3 separate regions of the Homo sapiens genome follow, and regions 2 and 3 are each linked to region 1. Evidence: chromatin loops called from intact Hi-C (ENCODE). Cell type or tissue: dorsolateral prefrontal cortex. All regions are shown on one strand.

Evidence for each region. Hi-C counts contacts between places; a loop is a spot of excess contacts. Peaks named below come from ENCODE experiments on the same cell type or tissue, not always from the same donor. Only the 100,000 strongest peaks of a DNase experiment are listed, where the experiment ranks them.
Region 2: it touches region 1 in a loop (2.3-fold over the local background); 11 of 110 quality-filtered maps call a loop at or near these places.
Region 3: it touches region 1 in a loop (2.8-fold over the local background); 27 of 110 quality-filtered maps call a loop at or near these places.

What each region holds. Positions count from the first base shown.
Region 1 is chr13:98,973,976-98,981,975 of GRCh38, reverse strand. It overlaps DOCK9 (dedicator of cytokinesis 9), which reads left to right and starts at 3,912. Exons shown (of 53, transcript NM_001366683.2): 1 at 3,912-4,192. The coding sequence starts at 4,067. In dorsolateral prefrontal cortex, no CTCF peak of the experiment used is centred here; a DNase peak (open chromatin) is centred at 3,915; H3K4me3 peaks cover 4,849 bases; H3K27ac peaks cover 6,002 bases.
Region 2 is chr13:98,893,652-98,901,651 of GRCh38, reverse strand. DOCK9 (dedicator of cytokinesis 9) reads left to right here. Exons shown (of 53, transcript NM_001366683.2): 14 at 3,391-3,473; 15 at 4,042-4,164. Among named protein-coding and RNA genes, the nearest start is that of DOCK9-AS1, 66 kb to the right of the region's middle. In dorsolateral prefrontal cortex, a CTCF peak has its summit at 4,109 (motif pointing left); no DNase peak of the experiment used is centred here; H3K27ac peaks cover 445 bases.
Region 3 is chr13:98,917,842-98,925,841 of GRCh38, reverse strand. DOCK9 (dedicator of cytokinesis 9) reads left to right here. Exons shown (of 53, transcript NM_001366683.2): 4 at 1-5; 5 at 2,471-2,540; 6 at 3,696-3,791; 7 at 4,754-4,888. Among named protein-coding and RNA genes, the nearest start is that of DOCK9, 56 kb to the left of the region's middle. In dorsolateral prefrontal cortex, no CTCF peak of the experiment used is centred here; a DNase peak (open chromatin) is centred at 3,851; H3K27ac peaks cover 7,516 bases.

The sequences.
Region 1 (8,000 bases):
AGGAGCTCAGTGCAGGTTTGTGAAAGTTGAATCGGGGGTCGGACATACACCTTGTTGTTTGAAATGTTGGAAAGGAAAATGTGGCCACCTACTTCCTGTCCTGGTAAAATGGCATTTCCTCTAGTGGCCACACCAACCGGATGTCATCCTCATGTCCTCACACATCAGTCTCATGAGCCCTTTGGAGAAACCACATCCCATTTGGAGGCTTGGGATCTGAGGTTAAACGCGGTGCCATGTGACTCTCCTTGACAGTCAGATTCCAAAAGTGTTGGTTTGTCCTAAGTGAGCAGGGGAGAGCGCCAGCACTGCCTGAGAAGTTGTGTGATGGGAAAGCTGACAGCAGTTTCTTCTCTCCTCCACGCCCTCAGGGTTTGCTTCTTTCATAAGGTGGGCCAGCTGGAAGGCGGTGGACTCAGATGACTGCCTTGCTCTCAGAATTGCTGTTCTCAATCTTGGATTTCAGTATATTGCTCTGAGATGGGAGTAGGAAATAGCTATGTGAATTTTGTCACTGCATTTCCTGCAAACACATTGCCAGCCTTGTATATTGCACATTGATGGTCCCCCTTTACATAAATCTGTGTGTGAGGCATTTAAAAAAATTTTTACTTGCTTGGGCCAGGCATGGTAGCTCACATCTATAATCCCCACACTTTGGGAGGCCAAGGTGGGAGGATCGCTTGAGCCCAGGAGTTTGAGACCAGCTTGGGCAACATGGTGAAATCCTGTCTTTACAGAAAATATAAAAATTAGCCAGGTGTGGTGGCATGTGCTTGTAGTCCCAGCTACTTGGGAGGCTGAGATGGGAGGATTGCATGAGCCCAGGAGGTGGAGGTTGCAGTAAGCTGAGATTGCACCACTGCACTCCAGTCTGGGCAGCAGAGCCAAACCCTGCCTTGAAAAAAAAAAAACAAAAAACAAATTACTTGCTTTACAACTTGATATATTTTCTCCTTTTGATGTTATATATTATGGAACTGATCATGTTTTCCTTTTTGTCCTGGCTACTTGGAAACTCAGAGCAAATTAAAAGTGTTTTCCTTGATCATAAAACAAAAATATAGTCATTGCTAACCATTTTGAAAAATATAGAAAAACTTCAAGAAGAAGGCCTGGCTCATGACATGAACATGTGGGGTTCAAAATGAATATTTGAAGGCAGCTGTCATAATCAAGCCACAGAGAGGGAAGAATGGTTGATGCTAAGTTGCTGAAGCGCTTTGTAATGTGTGATAGCAACACGGTTGGTGGAATTGTCATTTTAGATCACACAGCAAAAGCCCTGAGTTTAAGACTAAAATTAATTTCTTCAGGTTGGAATGAGAACAGCAACAATACAGTAGTTACCATCAAATGAATACCTGCTTTGCACAAGGCACTTAAAGGCTAAAGGCCATCTAAAGACCTTTTTACCTCTTCACTTCCATGATAGGGTTAAAGCCAGATGCTGCTGTCTTTAATTGCTGACTGGTGATTGGTATTGTGCCTTTTAGCAGTTTGAACATAGTATCATGGTTAAGCGTGTGTACACTGGATCCATATTGCCCCTGCTCTCTGTATAACGTTCTGCAAGTATTTAACGTCTCTGGGCATCAGTTTCCTCATCTGTCAAATGAGGATAACAGTATTACATAGAGTTATGAAGATTAAATAAACAATCTTTGTAGGGCTTGAACAGGCATGGGCCATAGCCAGCACTTACAGTGTTTGTCAAATAAATATCTTAAAGTTCATTTCTCATTCCTTACAGAATACCAGGGTATTTTGACCCAACAAATAGGGTAGGCTGAACACAGTGGCTCACACCTCTAGTTCCTGCTACTTGAGGGGCTTAGGCAGGAAGATCCTTGACTCCAGGAGGTCAAGACTGCAGTGAGCCATGATCGAGCCCCTGCACTCAGCCTGGACTACAGAGCAAGACCCTGTCTCAAACAACAACAATAACAAATAGAATAGCATTTCTCTTATTAATGCCCAGACATTCTGATGGCTTAATGGCGATGGGGATTTGAGGAAGAACTGGACTATTTAGAACTTCCTGAACCATCTCAAAAAGGTTTCTGAGTTGTTGGTTGGGCTGTCCTTTACTAAGGCTCAGTTAGTCTGTTTTGTGCTTGTGGCTTCATCCTTTCTTTGATTTGTAGGACATTCCTAAGTTTTTACTTTACTATAATTTCGACTCTATAGGTAAGTGAGAGTTTTTTCTTACTGGGTTTTTTCTGTTGTAACTTTACAAAGAAAGATTTTTAAAATTTATAGATAATATTATTTTGGAACACAGATTTGGTAGGGGGACTTCTATTAACCCTGAAAGACTACCCAAGGTTGAGAGATTGGGTAGTTTAAAAAAAATTATAGAAGCCATTAATTTATTTGATGGACTCATTGATCCTTTGAGATCGTTACATAATTGATATTCACACTCAGAAGGGTTCCTGGTGTTCAAGTGGCAGAGACCCAGCTTCAGCTTCACTCTTGAAGTAGAGCAGCTGCAGCAGGTGCTAGGAGAGGGAGGCGGCTGTGCGAGGACTGGGTGGCATCTCAGTTCTCCCCACTGCCTCCTCTGAGCCCTCCTGGCTGCGTTCCTTTGTCTGGAAAGTGGGAGACTTTTACCTGTGACTTGTATAATAGTTTATGTTATTTCCCTGGGTAGAGTTCCTCTGGCACCTATTGTTGCTACATGATAACTACTCTCGTTGTTGACTGACTGAATACTGCTGCTGCTGCTGCCGCCGCTGCTGCTACTACTACTACTACTACTACTACTACTACTACTACTACTACTACTACTATTGCTGCTGCTACTGCTGTTACTGCTACTGCTACGGCTGCTGCTGCTGCTGCTGCTTGTTGTCTACTGTTACTAAATCTTCCCTGATGTCCAGGAAATACTCAGAGTAACTAGGAAAAGCTCTGCGGTATCCATGAAGTACAGAGTAATATTTGATCCCCCCTTTAATGTTCATTTCTACATAACTTTTAGACAAATCCCTTAATACCTCTGTTTTAATTTTTCCCAAGAGGTAAAAAAGACTCCACTGTTAAATGTGAGGAAATAATAAAAATACAGACTTTTAGGAACACATATTTTGGGTGCTACTAAACCACCATTGAACCGTAGGTTGGTGATCCAGCTATTTTCCCGTGCTTTTGTGCATCTCTCTCTTAATTTTATTAATTTGTCATTTATGATGTCTGCTCTTCTTGCCTTCCCAGCTAGATGTGAAGTTCTTTGAAGGGAGAGATACTCTACCTTATACTTTTAGTATGATCCTCTCAGCACCTAGTACTGGGGGTACCTTCTGATACCCACACATCTGGACTTAAAGTAATATTCTGTTTAATAAATGCATTTACTATGATATGTGGTATCCCATGAAAATGTTTTGATGACCTCATCTTTCTGGCATCAAATAGTACATAAATTAAGTGTTTCATGCTGTGGTCTGTCATGCGGGGTGAAACTCATTTCCTCCACCTGTATCCACGAGGTGCAGGCTATGGGAACATACTTGCTGGTAGCTCTTCCCTGCTTTAATCATCAGCCAGGCATTTGGTTTTTAACCATAACACAAATGAAAGCATTCCAAAACTGGAAGAATTTTAGAACAAGCAGACAACCTTGCTGTCTCTTAAGCTCCACGAGCTTCAGATTTAAGGTAATTATGAAGGAGTCTAACTGTGACTGGTTTTCTTTTAAACACTGCAGTATTTTGATTCCGATTGATTTGGCCCACGCTGTGTGGAACAGACACAATAAAGCCGGTCTTTATCAGAGAGGCAGTACACTGTGTATTGTTCAGCTTGGAGTTTGTTTTCCTTTGGCCAGCAAGTAGGAGCCTCCCCTTTTGCATGGAGTAGTAACACCCCTGGAGGCTGGCCTTTGCTGTCATGCCTTCCCACCCCACAGGCTCTGCAGACCCAGCCAGCGGGGCTGACCACTTGTGCCTGGGAAGCCAGTTTCCTTTCCTTCCTTGGACCACTGGCATGCCTGTGCCTTGCACGGCCAGGGACTCGCAGCTGTTCCAGTTGCAGACTTTCTGACTTGCGTTTTCAGCCGAGAATGCAGGCTGATAAATGCAGGACAAGTAGTAGAAGTGTCAAAAAGGAACTGGTGATTGAGTCCCCCCTGCAATACAAGGATGCAGCTCAGGGCGAAGTGGAAGCAGAGAGCCCGGGCCCTGTGCCGGTAAGAGGGTCTCGTACAAAGTGTTGCTGTGTCTACCCAATGCTGGGTTCTTATTGTGCGTGTGGACGGGGTTGACGCCTGTTGCCTGTCTTTGATTTCAAAACTTGCTCTGCTTGTCCCTTGTGAACTCCACTCTTTCCCTGTAATATGACTTCGATTCCCCTTTGATTCTTCTTTGTGAAGAAAGAAATGTTGACATTTTGTGGGTGAATATGGTTTCTGGGAGGTTTCTTTGTATGGGACAATTATGTATTGTTCACAATTATGTCCCACCTAGCTGCAGTGTTTGCAAATGTAAACCCAGGAAGCATATTTTAATTGCAACTATAGGGTTGAAAAAAGATGTGCTTTGCAAAATTAAAACCTTTTCTACGTTATTTATGCTATTGAGAAAATGAGGCAGGTCCCATTGGGGGTTTTAAGGAACATAACTGTTGGAAATATTACATAGTTTAGAAAGGATAAAATCACATATGTTCTTCTCACTCATTTTACCAGGAGGTTTGCCTTGAATAAAGTAGGGAAGAACCTAAACTGTGAACCAGCTGATAGAAACGTTTCTGTTCTTAACATCAGCTAAACTCTCAGCATTTGTCTAAAGCCAAGTGCTTTGGTGGACTTTGGAGGGGAGGAATGTGAAAAATGGTTGTGTTGTTATCATCAGTGAGTAGGTTGTGCTTCTCTCGGAATTTCTTCAGTACAATAAAGGCACATAATTTTTTAAGCAAGCTGCACAAAACCACCAACATGCCCTGCAGAGGGGGGACAATTGAGCCTTTCAAATTATCTGCTAAAGAGATTGTTAAACTGATATGTAGTGATTTTATTTAGTGATTTTTTTTTTTCTTTAACGTGGAGGTTCAGTTGATGTTACCATGAAGTGTTTGCTTACTAATTTACTTAATTTTCAATTAATGTCTAAGAATCTGAACTTAAACTTTCCTATAACAGATTTGATTTGAACTGAGTTGCTTTCTTTGTGACTCGTGAGACTGCCCTATATTTTATTGCCTTCAAAACTATATTGCTAACCCTGAACTGAAAAGTTAGTAAAATATCATGGTCTTTTTCACTGCAGATTTTCATCTTAGAGATTTAGGTTTCTTTTCTTCACCCTCTGCTACATTGTTTAGAAATGTAATTCATTGTTCTGGATTCCTTGCTGCCAATATAATAGCCCACTTCTCTGTTGGGTTGCTCACAGGCTGTATGGATTTCACTGCTTAAAGCAGCTGATGTAACTTAGGATTTCTTGGAGGAAGTTGTGTGGTTTAGGTTCCCTTGTGAATATTCTTAAAAATCTTCTGTCAGTGATTCTCCAGCTGTGTAGAAATATTTGTCTACAGGACTGAATACACTGTAGAAAGATGCTATGCAATTTTTTTTTTTTAAGCACACAAGTGACTTCTTAAACTTACTTCTCTTTCTAGTGCTCAAGAAATTTGCCATTTATGTCCTAGCTATTTGTTTAGGTAAATCTCACTCCAGGCAGTTCCTCTGGGGGTCTTTTTCCACTGCAATGGATAAAGCTGTGCTGGCTACAGCTGCATTTGGTGGGAACACTTGTCAGGGCCCAGCAGCTTGTGGCAGTGTGATCTCAGCTCTGCGCACCTGCAGAGAGGGGTGAGGGAGTGAGGAAGCCAACAGTGATACCAGAAGTTTTTTCTTATCGGGCAGTGTTTCTCTTCTTCCAGCAGGGTAAACAAGATAAGAAGAGCTAATGTCAGATCAGGGAAGCAAGGATATTTCAGCAGGGCCTTTGCCGAGGGCAGATCTCTTACCTGTGGCTGTTGCTGCCCACTGGCAAACAAGAGTTCAACAGACTGCTGGAAAGGCAACTTGTTTCTCAAGATGATTTTTCAGAAGGAGGCAGACACCATTGTGCAACCTGTTTGTGGCAGTACTATTCATTGTTCGAATGTCAGTGGCCCACGGGCTTGGTAAGAATCCCCAAGACTGTCTATCATTTGAATGCATTATACCTAGAGACGTTTAAATGTAGGTAACATGCTTTATTCAGGAGGTAGCATTTTGAAATAAAGTTTTGCTGTTTTTAGTTATGTACAGAAACAGTCCTTGGGGAAAAATATTACATAAATTAAAACGGATAAAATTAATTAATGCGTGTAGTATAGAAGTAGGAAAAACAAGAAATGCAAATAGTGTAGCAGTAGGAAAGACAGTGTCCTTGTTTTTACTCTCCAGTGGTGACCATTATTAATAATTCAGTGTATATACTTCCAGACTTTCTCCTGTGCCTAGAACAGTATAACTTGTGTGTGTGTGTGTGTGTGTGTGTGTGTGTGTGTGTATGTGTTTAGAGAATATACTATTATGGTAGATTTCTGGATTGATTTTCTCCCAGAACACGTCAGTAACATCTTTTGTCACCATATGTGGATTTATGCCTTTTTTTTTTTTTGAGACAAAGTCTTACTCTGTCATCCAGGTTGCAGTGCAGTGGTACGATCTCGGCCCACTGCAACCTCCGTCTCCTGGGTTCAAGCCTCCCGAGTAGCTAAGATTATAGGTGCCCGCCACCATGCCCAGCTAATTTTTGTATTTTTAGTAGGGACAGGGTTTCATCATGTTGGTCAGGCCAGTCTTGAACTCCTGACCTCAGGAGATCCGCCCGCCTCGGCTTCCCAAAGTGTGATTACAGGCGTGAGCCACTGCACCTGGCCTATGCCATTATTTTAATGGCTGCATATTATCTCATTTTAGGTCTGTACTATAATTGGATCGTTATTTAATTTGTTTCTAATTGTTTGCATTAGTAATGAGGCTACCATAAATGTACCTGTAAGTAGATCTTAAAGCATGTAGGCAAGCCAGTATTTGTTCTAGAAACTTTCTATCATAAGTTCCCTCCTGCCCTTATGATTGGTGGTAATGTTTTTTCTCCTCTGCCAGGGCCGCTTTGAAGGTTTCCCTTAGCAGTGGCTGCTTGTTCAGTGTTAGGGAAAGTTAGTATTTCTTTTTCTTTCTTTTTTTGGAGGTGGAGTTGTTCTTTTTTTTTTTTTTTTTTTTTTTTTGAGACAGAGTTGCTCTTGTTGCCCAGGCTGGAGTACAATGGCATGATCTCGGCTCACTGTAACCTCCGCCTCCTGAGTTCAAGCGATTCTCCTGTCTCAGCCTCCTGCGTAGCTGTAATTACAGGCGCATGCCACCATGCCCGACTAATTTTTGTATTTTTAGTAGAGACGTGGTGTCATCATATTGGTCAGGCTGGTTTCGAACTCCTGACCCCAGGTGATCCACCTGCTTTGGCCTCCCAAAGTGCTGGGATTACAGGTGTGAGCCACTGCGACCGGCTAAAAGTTAGTGTTTCCAAGAGAATATGTGTTTGGACATTATAAAGTTTCAGAGGCTGCAAGGTTCAACTTACAGGCACCTACATGGGTGGGTCTTGTCCCCTGCATTGTGACAGTAAGTGAGGGAGGAAGCACATGGTGAAACTTCCCCATTTCTATCCAGGCTTACTGCCAACCCCACTGAGAAATGGCTTTGGGGGCTAGAAATCACTACCAGGGGAACAGGCAGGATATTCTTGATGTCTGCATGTTAGTTTCCCTGCTCACATTTGAATACCTATTTTTACCCCCTACCCGCCACCCCCCTTCAAAACTCTAACGTAATTCCTGGAAACAATTTATTCTAATTGTTACTGCTCAACAGTTTAGAGGAAAAAGGTGTGGCTTCAAAGTGCCAAAAAAGGCTGGGTTATATGCCATTTATGCAGCCCTTTCATTGGGTTCCTTTTGTGAGGCTGGTAGGGACTGCAGCACAGGTCTTATTTTGGGAATTT
Region 2 (8,000 bases), 80 kb after region 1:
CTACCTGTATTTACTCTGAACTTTATGTCTTGATTTTGAAGGAAATGTAGTCCTATGTGTAAATAAAATGATCCACTTGACTAGACAGTTCTGACATCCTAAAATAATTTGCAAAGGAATTACCAGCTTAATAGTAAACTTTCTGTGTTAGAAGGTACATGTATGATATTCAAATAGAGTTTCTTCTATCTGTTAATTTGCCTCTTGGGTTCTGAAATTCTATTTTGGTCCACTTACACTTATATATGAGGCTGGAGACCAGGAGATGCCCTTGGCTCAGATGACCTGGCCAGCAGTGTCAGTGATTCAGGTCCACTTGGTTTTTGCTAGAAGGGGCAGAGTTTTAGGTGGAAGATGGAAAGAAAACATACATGATGTATGTTTGGTTTTTTTCAAAGTAGTGTTCATTACTTGGGAAGTGCCTAGGCATGGACATACCATAGAATTATTAAATATTAGAGGTCATCTAGTCCAAGATGTGCTTTCATATTTCAGGACACTGAGGCTCACCAAGGCTTAGTGATCTGCTCAGTGTCTCATGGCTGGAGCTGCCAGGGGGCACTTGACTGCCACTTCGTAGCACCTTGTGCTACCTGGTTAGTGTAATCTGTTAAGTGCTATTATCCTTGCCAGTTTTACATATTTTTAGTTATTTAAAAAAAAAATTGTGTGGTCATCTGAGAGGCCTGAATTCACTGACAAGGACTGGTCAGCAGTAGGAGTGGATACCCCAGAGGCTGTGAGTGAAGTTTACTAAGTTGGATTCAGAGCTTCCTATCTTCACCTCTATGGGCGCCCATGCATCACAGCTGTGTCCACAGGATGCACGATGGCCATTGAGAAATGGATTTTGGAGTCAGAAGACCTGGGTGCTGCATGCTTAACTCATCTGGGTCCTTTGGACAAATCACATCACCTCTCATGGCCTCCATATGTTCCTTCTGTGCATGAAGGATGATGTTACTTCTTGCCTCTGCCTTCCTCATAGGGACAGTGTTAGGATCAAACAGATCATGTATGAGTCAGTGCTGTGGGCACCATAAATCACAGAAAGCCCAGAAGACATCGTCATTTATTACAGCCCCAGTCAAGTAAAAGCCCATTTACCCAGGCACATTGGTTCCAACAGTAAGCCTTTTTGGCTGATGAAAGCTGTGTAAAGTTTGGTCTCTGGAGAGAAGCTGTTTTATTTTTTTAAACCAAGTCTGTAAAACCTTGGATGAGAAGCTCTTTTAGCTCTTTTATGTTTTGATCAATAATCAATGAAGGCCCAATATAAGATCTCCTCCCCCGACCGTGTATGCAACACATTTCCAAGGCCCATCCACAGCAACTTTGTTACTTCTGCCTGCCGCATGCATGGTTTGAAATTTGGCAGCTCATATTGGTGTAAAAATCACATATCACTGTAGGCTAAACTTACCTCTGCACACTCCTCCATGTCCACTGAGCATCTGCTGAAGTCTGCTTTTTCTTCATTTTTTTATGGAATGTAAAGCTCATCCATGTGTACATTATTCATGCATTTACTTTTCTGCCACCTCCAAAGCATTCAATTAAAGCAGGAATTAAGGCTCAACTATCTTACTTTAGCACAGTTTTGGCAGAGATGTTACAGTGAGATGATTTTTTTCTGTCTGTCAAAGTTGTTTCTTCATGTTTTCCAAGATGGTCTAGAACATCATTTAGAGTAAATTTTCATTTTGGAGGAAATTTTTATGAAAAGTCTCTGTAGGTATCTCCTGTGAATAGAGGTTTTAAAAAGAAAAAGAAGGGGAAAAAAGCCCAAAGGGAAAAAATAAGTTTCTTACTCTGACTTTCACACATACTGTGTTCTATTTGCTCCCTTCATATGTCCGAGAGCTAAGTCCTCATTCACTGCAGAAAAGGCTTATTGATGTTTTATGTTTTAGCTTTAAATTTTATGAAATTACTGCATTTTACTCCACAACATATTCATCATTGTTAGAACCAAAAAATCTTGAACCTGAAAATGTTTAAGTAAATTGACCCTGCAGCTAGGTAGGCCATTGTACCCTATAACTCATACACCTAAGACCCCACTAAGTCGCCCCACCCAGGGAGGCAAGAACATACCTCATTGGAGAAGGGGGGAGGTCCTAGATGATTCCCTGACATCTCTTCCAATTAGGATGTATTTTCCAGGTTACTCATGAAGGCAGCAGTTCCTACAGCATGATTATGGTAGGATTATAAAGTTTTGCAACTGAAAGGGATCATGAAAAGTATAGCCTAGCCCCCATTTTCAGGTGTGGATAGTGGAGCTCAGAGAGGTTTGATGGCCTACAGAGTCATACAGCTGGATTCAGTGTGACTTAGAGACAGACAGCTCTGTCATCTAGATCCTTCTGGATCCTTCTAGATCCTTCCTGTGGCTGATGGTACACACAGATCACCGGAGGTCTTGTCAGAACGCACGTTCTGATCCAGGAAGTTTGGGGCAAGGCCTGAGACTCTGCATTTCTACAGTGATGCTGATGCTATAGCACACTTTGGTTTTGGAGTACATTTCCCAAAATTGGTTTGACTTTGATATACTTATGTAAAAGACCCTTCAGTAAAAAAAAAAAAAAAAAAATTAAGTAATGTAAAAGACCCTTCACTGTAACTCTGAGACAATCAAACTTTGCATTGATGACAAAGCACTATCACAGTACAGACAAATTTGGAAAAATTAAGCATTATCTTTTTTAGCAATAGGGGTATAGATGATTAATAATAGGTCTGCCTTAGGCTAAAAGCAAATAAGCTTCATTGTACACTGTGAATTAATCAATCAATCAACAACAAACCAAAATTGATCATTAGGAAGTAGAAATAGCAGTAATTCATGTTTAGAAAGCAAGAATATAGCATTGAGAACCCCAGCCTAACTGAAGTCAGTATCTTAATATCTTATCCCTTATATTGTGGGAATCAGCATAAGCTAGTGCGCTTTAGGAGCTGTGAAAGCTTAGTATTTTAATTAGTGTTCTCATTTCAATCCTAATAATGTGATATATTTTGATATGGATACCAAATAGTAATTATTAATAACTCAGTAGACTTATAATAAGTAGCACTTAGTCATAAAGATGTATGAAAACCTCTGAAACAGCATGTTTGTTGCCCGTAAAGACCAAAGAAGAGACATGGATTTTGGAAAGTCTTCGTTCTGTATTCTTTGAGAATCACTGCTAGAGAATGCGTTAAATAAAGTACTCTGCACAGAGTGTGAATCCAGCCATATTCATTACTGTATGATGTGCTTTTCTATGCATCCAATGCTATGGTAAGGACTTATTTAGTGAGCATGTAAGGATGGCTCTTGAGGTCACAGTTCTTTCAGTGAGATGCAGTATCTCATAGCTTTATTCTCATGTCTTCAAGGTGGCCCAGAAGGTGCTGAAGAATGCCAAGCAGGCATGCCAAAGACTAGGACAGTATAGAATGCCATTTGCTTGGGCAGCAAGGTAAGGAACACCTTTTATACCTTTTAAATCGATATAGATAGGTGCATGGATGGGTCAATAGGCCTATTCTGTTTGTTGTTCAGAGACAAAGAGGATTTGAATGTGTAAAACTGAGAAATACATAAGCCCAGATTTTGAAAAAATCATTTGGTAGAGTCACAGAGAGGATAGACACTGTCTGGAGAAGTGCTACCTGGAACTGGCAGGGTGCACGGTAGTGTTAGCTGCAGAGCTGGGATTCAAGGACCCAACCACATGCCTCCAGCTGGAAGTCAGGGCAATCCAGTGAGGCCTGGGGTGATCTTTATCTCTTGACTCTACTTGTTAAGCATTTGACTTGTGTATATTGTTTCCTAAGCACAAGCCATTGGCTGGAACTGTTTTCTATGTAAATTGATTTAGTTGTCCTCATCCCCATAGATGTTTTCCATGTTTTTAGATAATGAGATTTCTGTTGGCTATAGCCAATGGAATAATAATTAGACTTCTCATAGAAACTAGACTTAAATAATGAATTGATTTTGGTGTTTTGGAAACCCAGTTTAGAAATGTTGCTTTGCCATTTCAGGACATTGTTTAAGGATGCATCTGGAAATCTTGACAAAAATGCCAGATTTTCTGCCATCTACAGGCAAGACAGCAATAAGCTATCCAATGATGACATGCTCAAGTTACTTGCAGACTTTCGGAAGTGAGTTTCAAGGTCTTATTTCCACACCTGAAAAATAGAAGCTGTGTAGTGGGGAGGGAGGAACAGGGGAGCAGTCACTTAGGTTGCTCGATTTAGACATCAGAGGGGATGGCAAATGAGCGTGAAGCATTTCCTCAAACCCTTGAGAAGAAAGATGGGGTGAAAATCAGAAGAATAACCAGTTAATTTGAATTCTGTAGAGGATGTTTTGGGTGGTGCTGTGAAGGGTGGACTGGGTAAGGATGAGCCTATGGTGGGGAGGAAACAGTTGAGGAACCTTGTCAAGAGGTGAGAAAGGACTCAGCAAAGCCACTGCAAGTGCAAACAGGAAGAAGGGGACAAATTCAAGTCGTGCCAAAGAGATACGATGACTGGGTCTTGGCTTGGGGTGGTAATAGTCTAAGATAAATAACTTGCAAGGTTTCTAACTTGGAAGTTTCTGGCACCAGTTGTTGCTTAGCTTGTGGCAGCATTGCTCCACTCTGCCTCTGGCCTCACATGGTCCTCTTCCTGTGTGTCTCTGTCTAAATTCCCTTCTTAGAACACTAGTGATAAAGCATCAGGGCCAAGCCTAGTGACCTCATCTTAACTGATTGCATCTGCAGAGACCCTGTTTCCAAATAGGTCACATTTATAGGTACAAAGGGTTGGGACTTCACCATGCTTTTGGAGGACACAATTCAACCCATAACAATGAGGCAAAGAGGGAGCAAGGAATGTGTGCAACATCACAGGGCCGGCAGCTTCCCCAAGTCAGTCTCACCCGAGGGTCTGTGTTCTTAACCTCTATGCTGTTTTGCTGCTACATCCTAAAGAGTTCACTCTGAACCTTTGAAACTGATTTTCTTTGCTAGGGAGATGGGTCTTAGAATTTTTCTGGGGAAATTCTGGGAATGTGAAAGAGCTGAGGGCGCTAGAAGATGTGAAGTGAAAAGAATAGCTGAGAGCCAAATGCTAACTATTCTATGCCAAAGGTATCCTTGTTTTTTTTTTTTTTTGTGCATATCAAAATAGCAATCTTATCAGTTTGTCTAGAACTCAAGAATGATTGCTTAGCTTTCTTTAACCTTATTTTACCTTTTTCTTATCTGTCTTCAGTAGTAGGAATAGAAACGATATGAGTCATAGAAACAGGCTCAATAAGTTCTGAAAACACAGAGACGTGTTCCTAATCAGAATCCAATCACGTCCATGTCAGCAGGCGGCTTCAGCCTTCACAGCGACGTGAAATCCCTTGTCAAGAGGCTCAAAAAGGTAGAAAGGATTCTCAAGGTCTCTTTCAGTTATGTGATTATACAGTTTTTGACTGTCTTGATGTTTCCCCTGTTTGGAGCTTTAATGAGAAGTGCAACCTCAGTTTTGCTAACATGCAGCTAAGGTTGGCCTGTTCAGCAAAGCAGTGTGCATGCCCGCTGGGCTGATTTGGAATGAACCTTTCACAGCTCACGTAGGGAATTGGAGAAGGGGGAGAGGAGGATACTGGTGAAGGATGAGGCCTGCTGGGTTAGCCTTCCAGGGTTCCTGGACCATATAGGTGCCCCAAATTCCCAGTCACTATCTGACAGTTTTATGACCTGGTAAGGACACAGGTCTTGGCCAGGGAGTGCCCCTGGATCCCTATGAATCTGTTATTCATGAAAGACTAAATAAAAGAATAGTACCCTATTTTTACTTTTAAATCATAGAGGTTCTTTAGTTTACAAACATAATACATGTTCATTTTAGAAATTTTGAGAAATACAGAAGAATAAAAGGATGAAAAAAGGTTTACTACTAGTTTTAACCTTCGTGGTGAACTTTTGGAGAACTTTTTTTTTTTTTTTGAGATGGAGTCTCACTCTGTCCCTCAGGCTGGCGTACAGTAGCACGATTTCAGCTCACTGCAACCTCCGCCTCCCGAGTTCAAGCGATTCTCCTGCCTCAGCCTCCCAAGTAGCTGGGACTATAGGCGCCCACCACTACGCCTGGCTAATTTTTGTATTTTTAGTAGAGATGGGGTTTCACCATATTGGCCAGGCTGATCTCAAACTGCTGACCTTGTGATCTGCCCGCCTCAGCCTCCCAAAGTGCTGGGATTACAGGCATGAGCCACCGTGCCCAGCCTAGGGGGGAACATTTTTTTTTACGTTTTATTCCTTTACATTTTATTTTAGTTTATCTTATGTAGCTATGATCATACTAAATATGTAATATTTCCCTGCACAACTCAAGTATTTTCTGAAAGTGTTATATATACATTTTTATAGACATCATTTTTAATGCATAAATATTATAATAGTCCATTGAGATAGACCATAGATTATTTAACTCTTCCCCCATTTTTTGACTTTTTTTTTTTTTTCCGAGATGGAGTCTCGCTCTGTCGCCAGGCTGGAGTGCAGTGGCACCATCTCAGCTCACTGCAACCTCCGCCTCCCAGGTTCAAGCAATTCTCCTGCCTCAGCCTCCTGAGTAGCTGGGACTCCTGAGTAGCTGAGTAGCGCATGCTGCCACGCCCCGCTAATTTTTTTTTTTTTTTTTTTTTTTTTTTGTATTTTAGTAGAGATACTAAATATCTCACCATCTTGCCCAGGCTGGTCTCAAACTCCTGACCTCAGGCAATCTGCCCGCCTCAGCTTCCCAAAGTGCTGGGATTACAGGTGTGAGCCACCATGCCCAGCCATTTTTTGACTTTTAATGTGTTTCTGATTTTTCAGAATTATACCTATAAGCCACAGTTAGAATCTTTAAAAAAATCTTCTCTATTGGTAGTGGGTAATATATTATCATACATACTATATTATCATATAGTAATTATTGTCATTTTTTGAGTTTCAAGAAAATTTCATTCTTACTAATTTTTTCAAAAACCAGTCACCTTTAGTTGGATAGATTTCAATATTTTCCTTCGCTCAACTACCATGCAACTCTTAATAACCATGAGGTGGGTCTGCGTGTACTTAGGAAAGTGAATACACTATATTATTAAGGAAGAAAAAATATATCTGTATTACTATATTTTTTGAAAGAAAATATATATTTCTTTTGTATGTAAATGAAGAAATGGATAAGCAAGTAGCTATCTAGATGGAAAGATAGGCATAAAAATAGCTATTTAGGATATATGCCAAATAATCATGGTTATCTCTGAGGGATGGGTTGATGGGTGATATTTCACCTTCCACTTTATAACATTCTGTCATTTTTATATGAACTTTTAAAAAACTAACACTTTTATATTCAGACAAAACAAACAATGAAGTTTTTTATATGTGATGGAGGTTGGAGCCCTGTCTCAGAAGTTACTTCCTAGGCTGGTTAGCTTGAGACTTCCCCACAGTGGCGGCTCCTCAGGGGCAGCCCCAGTGCATGGTCCTGTCTTCAGTGGAGGCTGGGGAGTGGGGCTTCACATGGTCACTAATTTGAAAGTGATGGGAGCAGAAAGCCTGTGGCCAGGCAGAAAGGAGCCCAGGGAAAACCAAGTGTGAGTTCTCTTCTGCACACCACTTCTTCATGCATGTGCTCAGCAGGAGGGCATTGGTGTGAAGGGTGTGCTCCAGGTGGCCAGTTAGAGACCCAGAAACCTGAAAACAGGGATCCGATGGTGACAGCATAGAAGACACAGCAGGATAAGTGAGGCCACGCTCCTCAATAAGTATTCAAAGAAACTTTGGTGCCCACTCCCCGTATTCTTCACAACAGAGTTAGGGGACGTGGAGGATTCCTTTTTCATTTTTTAAAAATCTTTGCATTGCTATTTTTCTTTCCTCTGTATATTTTACAGGAAATAATCTCATGTCAGTGGCCTGGGCACCGGCTTGGATCCAAAGCTATTGTTTCTACCCCCATGATTGTCT
Region 3 (8,000 bases), 56 kb after region 1:
CCGAAGTGAGTAAGCTATATTATACACATAGGGAAAAGTCTTTGTACTTGAAATGCTTGGGGGGAGGTATGTAACTTCATATGCAATCAGAGTAATTGAGGAAAATATTTTTAGATGGTTTATGTGTATGTGGTGTAACTATTGTTTACAGGGCCTTTGATTGTAAGACTCAAACATGCTACTTTGGTATTGATAGGTAGTAATAAACATGTGGATGGTTTAATTATGTCCAGTGGTTCTTTTCAGGGTACCACTGATAAATAAATAGGTGAAATTTTTTCACTACAAAATATAAAACAAACAAAACGTAAGTGTACTGAAATATGCTGCAGTGCATTTTTTCCTTGAAAAGAATATTTTGAAGAAGATAATTATAAAGAGCATTTTACATTGAATAAATTTTATGTTTTTAAAAAAAGTAAATCAAGAAACAAGCATTTTCCCAGTTAAATTTTTTTTTTATCTCCTTTAATGTATTAACTTATTCTAGACTATACCAAAAGCAAGTGTATTTAGATTGAATAGTTGTGGCCAAAGTGAATCGCGGTAGCTAGGTATTGCCTTGACAGACTATCTTTTATAAAAGGTTCCATTGTGTGTTGCTTTAAAGGAATACCTGAGACTGGGTAATTTCTAAAGAAAAGAGATTTATTTATTTATTTTTATTTATTTAGTTTTGAGACAGAGTCTTGCTCTGTCACCCAGGCTGGAATACAATGACACGATCTCTGCTCACTGCAACCTCCACCTCCCAAGTTCAAGCAACTCTCCCGCCTCAGCCTCCCGAGTTGCTGGGATTACAGCCACTTGCCACCACGCCCGGCTAATTTTGTATTTTTAGTAGAGACAGGGTTTCACCGTGTTGGCCAGGCTGGTCTCGAACTCCTGAACTCAGGTGATCCACCTGCCTCTGCCTCCCAAAGTGCTGGGATTACAAGCATTAGCCACCGAGACTAGCCAAGAAAAGAGATTTATTTCGCTTATAGTTCTGCAGGTTGTACAAGAAGCATAGCACTGGCTTCTGCTCAGCTTCTGTTGAAGACTTTTGTGCTGCTTCAAAACATGATGGAAAAGGTCAAAGGGAAAGTTGGCACTTGTGAAAAGAGACCAAAGAGGAGGAGGAAACTCACTTTATAACAACCCATTCTCTTGGGTACTAATCCATTTCAGCAACAAGTAATCCCATCTTGCCAGGAACAAGAATTCACTCATTACTGTGAGAACAGCACCAAGCCTCTCATGATGGATCTGCCCCATAACCCACTAGGCCCAATTATGCAACAACGGGGACCAAATTTCAATCTGAGTTTTGGTGGGAATAAAAACCATATCCAAACCATAGCAGTTGGCAAATTGAATTATACTTGATTTTGGGAAAATTGAAAGCAAATAGTGATGGATTATGTTTTAAAACTAACCATCACCAATGAAAATATTACTTGAGACCTGATTAATGTATTTTTCTTTGCGTTTGTTACATCTTTGAGCTGGAACCTTTTATGCGGTTCTCAGTAGACCTAGCTGTTTGTTTTTCCTCCTTGTGTGGCTTTGCCACTCCTTAAGAATGTTCGGCCAATTCCCCGATTGCCTCTTTTTAAACCTCAGCCAGGAACACTCCCTCCTAGTATTATCTTCTCCAGATGGGTAGCCCTTTAGTTCTATATTTACCCAATCCTCCCTTAGGGATTTTTTAATTCTTCCCATTGGATTGGCTTAACCCATCTTTGTTGATCCTCTTGTTCATAGTCTCAGGGTTGAAAGATATCAGACTATGTCATGTCGTATACTTACTATCTAATAGACTGCTGGTACATTTTCTCTCTTGGCATTAATGAGAATTTCCAAATGTGTGATGAGAAAGAGAGGGAGAATTGTAACAGTGGTGAAGAACACAGATTCTGTGTTCTGCCTCAGACGACTCTGCCGTCTGTCAGCCTGATTTTCCTCATCTGTTAAATGGCCTTAACAACAGTCACCATGATTAAAGGATTAAATGAGAGGGCACATGAGAAGTGCGCAGGGCCTAGCACGTCATACCCATTGAGTAAATGTAAGCTGCTTATTGGTATTGGTGTCTTGTTTTTGTTGTGGTTAATACCATCATTGTTAATCGGTTTCAACGCAACAACTCAATCTTCCTTTTTTTCCTCATAAACTTTGTATTAAAAGTTATTCTACCAAGTCTTTGTTTATTAAAAACTAATCCACTTTCTTATTTTTAGTATGCCTGCTAACTCCCCAGAAGCTATGCTGTCTTTTCCACATAGCTTTTTGGAGCTTTCTTACTCAAGTCTCTTGGCTTACCCACCTTGAAAAGCAAGGGCATAGATGGTTTTATTCTTTGTCTGAATAAAGAAGCTGGGCCATCTTTGGATTTAGTAAAGGCCGGGCCCTATGATGGAGGAAGAAATGCAAAGCCTCTTCCTTGACTAGGCATTTCTAAAACAAATTTTCTTTGTTGTTTTTATAGCAAAGTGGTCAAGTTGGATAAACTTCCAGTTCATGTCTATGAAGTTGACGAGGAGGTCGACAAAGATGAGGTGGGATACCTGCTTGCTGTTGCTTCTCTTTTCACTCTAGATTTAAACATCAATTTTACAGACTTAGAAGATTAGTTAGAAAATTACCGACATTTAGCCAAAACAGGCATTGGAGTGTTACATGAAACGGGAATAATTTTTTAAAAATGTTATTGATTGATTGGAATAAGGTCTCTGTTTCAACTTTACTGCTTAGCATTTCATGTTCTCTTGGTTGTGTTTATTTGTTCTGAGATCATTTTCAAAGACTTGGATCAGATCTGGCTACATTGTTAAAAGATATCAAGATGACTTAGACCTTGAATTTAGGTTGTTTTTCAACAGATCTCGAAACAGCTGCCAGCCAGTAGATTTAAATGGCTATTTCTTCAATGATTGCTTTTAGTGAAGTCTGATTTGATCAAGCCCACTCCCCCTATTCCTAGAGGAAAGCTCATGGCTAAAGAACTATATAAAGGGAGTAGGGCATTGAGATGAGTCTGCCCACTGAGTGAGGGAAACCTCACAAGAAGACAATGCCCATCTCTGCATTTCTCATCCTCCCCATTGATTGTTAAGTGTCCCATTGTGAGTTTAGGTTTTTCCTTCTTTAAAAAAATTGTCAGCTGAGCTATAACATTAGCCACTCATTAAGCAATGTGCATGTAGCAAATTATTTTTATTCCCCCCATCACTTTATCTCTCCTTTCTGTATTGCCTCAATTTCCTCCCTTGCTTTATTCACCTTTCCCTGAACTAAGCCTCTGGGAAGGTTTCCAGGAATGTGCATGTGCTTTTGTCCTCTGACTATAGGGGAGTGTCATTTGAAAACATTTTTTCGTGAAACCAGGCAAGACCTTCCAACGTGAGTGGTCAGTTGAGGTATGTCCTTTTTGGTCCTTTTGTGGCTCATTAAACACTGACAAATAAAAATTTGGACAGGAGCTAGCTTTGCCTTTAATGGAATAAAGTTTTCAGAAATGTAGGCGGGTCTCTCTCTTTCACCGCTAAGTGGACTTTTATGTGACTTGTAGGCATTGGTGTCAATGGGTGCTTCAGTAAAGGGGCAATGGACAACTTGGCACAAAGGGAATGACCTTCCCATTGACCAAACTCACAGCAAGCAACCCAGGTAATAACGGGAGGTTGACTGCTGGTGTTTTCCTTCTCTCCTAGGATGCTGCCTCCCTTGGTTCCCAGAAGGGTGGGATCACCAAGCATGGCTGGCTGTACAAAGGCAACATGAACAGTGCCATCAGCGTGACCATGAGGGTGAGGACGCACATCACTTTGCCCTCCCCTCTCACAAGCCCTTTCTGCCATAGAGCTCGAGAACAATGCTCAAGATGAATGCGCATGCTGTTCTTCCCCACAAAAGGGACATTGTCTGATTCCTAGGATGCTCCCCTGGTGATAGCACCCCCATTGGCACAGCCTCATCCACCCACTTTCCCTCACTGTCTTCTGACCACCAGCATAAGGAGACCATCCCTGGGCTGGTGTGAAGGTGCAGACACTGACATAGGCTTTCTTCTCTGTAATAACTGAAAAGTGCTCTTTGGTACCTCACAGAATGTCACCAAGGGGCTATCTGTCATGCCAATCCTGAGCACTTCTGTGGAGGTGTACTGCAGCAAAGTCAAGTAAAGCAAAAATTGAGGACGAGAAAAGAAAATAGTTGCATAGAAGAGAAGGTTGCAGACAGAGAAGTCAAACCAATAGAAGAAGCTATTCAGGAGAAAAGTGGGACCAGAGGAACATCAGGATTAATAACAAAGGGAAGAGAAACAAGGGAGTCAGGGAGATAAAAATTAAGGAGGAAATGTGACTGTCATTACCCTAAGGCTGGAAAATCATTCAGCGTCATGAGGCAAAAAATAGTTCCCATTCTGTGAGCAAGAAACCCTGGGGATTTTAGAGAAAGTTTCTGTCCTTCTGTGCTGCATCCCAAATTGGAAGTCCCTGCACTGCTTTTGGGTAGTTATGTAAAATCTCTGATTCCGTGGGTGAGAAAAATGACCCATGGATATTAGGGGAACCACCTCCTCAGAACTGAGATGCAGTGAGCTTCTTAGATGGGATGGGGAGTCTTGACCCCACAGTGACCTGGAGCATCAGCTAGAGTGAGAACGGAAACAGGTTTTATGTATGTATGTAGTCATAAGTGGGTTATTGATAGAGATTGTGACCCTCTTCATTTTGAAAGAATAGCTGTGTGTATATTTTTCTCTCAGTCATTTAAGAGACGATTTTTCCACCTGATTCAACTTGGCGATGGATCCTATAATTTGAATTTTTATAAAGATGAAAAGATCTCCAAAGAACCAAAAGGATCAATATTTCTGGATTCCTGTATGGGTGTCGTTCAGGTAAATATGAAAAGAGTTTTACCATTATGTTTTCTTATCTGCAGTAGTGCTTATGTGTAAATTAGCAGATTTAAGCAAACACTTCCAAAAATGGCAATATGCATGGTAGAAATATAACATATAACTTTAAATGAGGCAAGCCTTGTTTTTCATCATTGTAGAAGATGGAAGGGATAATGTAGAGGCAGAATTATGCTGTGGCAGGCAGGAGCACTCTGGCTCGGCCACTTTATAGCTGCGTGACCTTTAACAGGCTACTTAATTCAGATAATGAGAATGTTTCTTTAATACGGCAAATGAGTACATTGGATGAATCAGTGCAGGAAAATATTTAAAACACTTCATAGTATCTCAGTGGTGATTTTTATCGCTAGCATTGTAGTACCAGTGGCGGTGTAGATCAGTAAAGAGATTAGGTTTCAGCGCAGATTGAGTTCAAATCCCTGCTCCTCCACTTACCAACTGTGTAACCTTGGAGATGTTATTTAACCTCTCTGTACCTCAGTTTCTTCATTTGTTAAATAAGGATAATGGCAGTACCAAATATGGTTACTGAGAGGGTTCATTCATTACACATGTAAAAAGCTTAGAACAGTGCCAACAAATGGTAAGCATTTGGTCAGTATTAGATAGTTTTGTTATCATAGGGCTGTTGTACTTTTATATCATAGGGCTTATGTACTTATCCTTTAAAATTATTGTTAATTAAAGATAACACATGAATGTATTTTTCTTGTAAAAAATCAGACAATACAGATAAAGTGAAAGTCCTTCTGGACTCCTCCCCTCCTTCAGTGTCTCTTTTCTGAGGGGAGCTACTACCAGTTTTGCATGCATCCTTCTGTAGCTTTTTAGCATTGTCTTTGGAAGAGAGTTGTCAATTTCCCTGTCCATCATCTGTCCATCCATCCATCCATCCATCCATCTGTCCACCCCTCCATTCATCCAGCCTTGCCACTTTCAAGGAAGATTTAAGGCAGCAGCTTATAAGCATACACAGGACATGGGATAGCATAAATTTAAAGTGGGGGTGAAAGCAGAAAGATGAACAGGGGATTGGGATAAGGGTGAGAGAAAATAGAGTTAAGGAGAAAGCGTATGTTTTGAAGATCTAACACCTGCTGTGGGTGGGCCACCACCTGGGCTCTATGCTTTCTCACTTGGAGACCTGTTTAGTCACGCAATTCACAGTGCACATGAGATAAAGGCAATCCAATTAGTCAGAAGCTGCCCAAGCAATCTCAGAATGAAGATCATTCAGGCATTTTTCTCAGGGTTCCCCTCACACAGAAGGCTCTGTGGTTGATGAACAATCTTCCTAACAACCCCTCACAAAAGATTCAGTCACCATTATCAAAGAATTCTCCCTTCAGATAACTCCATGATGGCTGATCACATCAGCCTGTAGCTCGATTCTGTAAGGAGACTGTTTGGTGGGGCCAGTGTGACACAGCTCTCTGGTTTGACTAAAGGTATACTTGTTACATATTTACATGTTTACCTAGAATTAAAGTGCATTTTCTTCCAAGGAATACATTTGTCTGATTGAAACAGCCCAGCCCTGCAGTGGCTCACGCCTGTAATCTCAACGCTTTGGGAGGCAGAGGCGGATGGTCAGGAGTTCAAGACCAGCCTGACCAACATGGTGAAACCCCGTCTCTACTAAAAATACAAAAATTAGCCAGGCGTGGTGGTGGGTGCGTGTAATCCCAGCTACTTGGGAAGCTGAGGCAGGAGAATCACTTGAACCTGGGAGGCGGAGGTTGCAGTGAGCTGAGATTGCGCCATTGCACTCTAGCCTGGGTGACAGAGCGAGACTCCATCTCAAAAAAAAAAAGAGAAACAGCCCAGCAGTGCTGAAGGGCAGTGCTTCACCCCTGCATCACCTTACCCACTCACATCCTATTCCCTTGAAATAGTAGTGGTGCTAGATCACAAGTGTTCACTGCTGTTTCTTCATTCATCAGTTTTGGACGTCATTGCATGATTTCCTGTGCTGGTAGATCGGATTTTAGCTCCTGGCACCCTCCTTTGGCCTCTAGTCTGGATGAATTGCTTTCCTGCCCCACACACCTGCCATGTAGACATTCGGCCTGTCTTCCTTCCTGTGTTGGGTTTCCTGTTTCTGGGACCTTATGCCTTCCTCTTTCTTGTTCTACTTTCTTGTTTTGGGGGAGCACATCTTCTGCAGCTTTCTGAGGAATTGTGTGTGAGATGTTAATTTTTTGAGAATTAGGGTATCTGTTCATATCTTAATTTTTGCATTCATGCTTGACTCATAGTTTGGCTAGTTATAAAATTCAAAGTGAAATCATTTTACCTTGGAATTTCAAGGGCATCCCATTGCCATCTAGTTTCCACTGTCGTTTGGAAGGTTCTGATGTTATTCGAAATCCCTGTTCTTTGTGGTCTTCTCTTTAGTGTTCTAAAATTTTGGTTGTTGTGTCTTGATTTTTATTTTATGCTTTGGTAAGCTTTTTTGTTAAGTTATAACATATAAATAGAAAATAAGGTATAACATATAAATAGAAAATATATGCCTAATGCATGTGTGACTCGGTGGATCTTTCTGGAGCTCGGCTCTTTCTTATCTTTGTGCTGTTTTATTTCCCGTCATTCTGGAGACTCTGCCCTGCATATTCTGGCCACCTTGGTCTTCCCCAGGTCTCGTCAGTGTCTTCTACTCAGCAAGATGGCAGGGCTCTTTTTGGATTCCCCTTCCTGTGCTGCAATTCAGATACTGCCTCCAGGCAGAAAGCTGAGGCAATTTGGGGCTCACTTCAGTCTTTCCCTTCTACAGAGAAAGGGCTGCACTGCCTTTTGTCCCCTATCTGAAAACAGTTATTTCATGTATTTTGTCCACTTTTCTAGCAATGATGGTGGGAGGCTAAGTCCAGATCCTGTTTCTTCCTTATGGTCAGCAGTGGAAGGGAGGGGTCCAGAATCAGATGTCTGCAGGGACCAAGGAGGTCAATTAAGTGACAGAGAGGCCTGGTTGCAAAGCAATAGGGAATGCCGGGGTGACCTGGAGCCCAGTGCCCCATTTAAAGGGGGCATCTCCTGCCCACCTGCAGCTGGTGCCGCCAGGTGGAACCCCCGGCTCAAAGGTGCC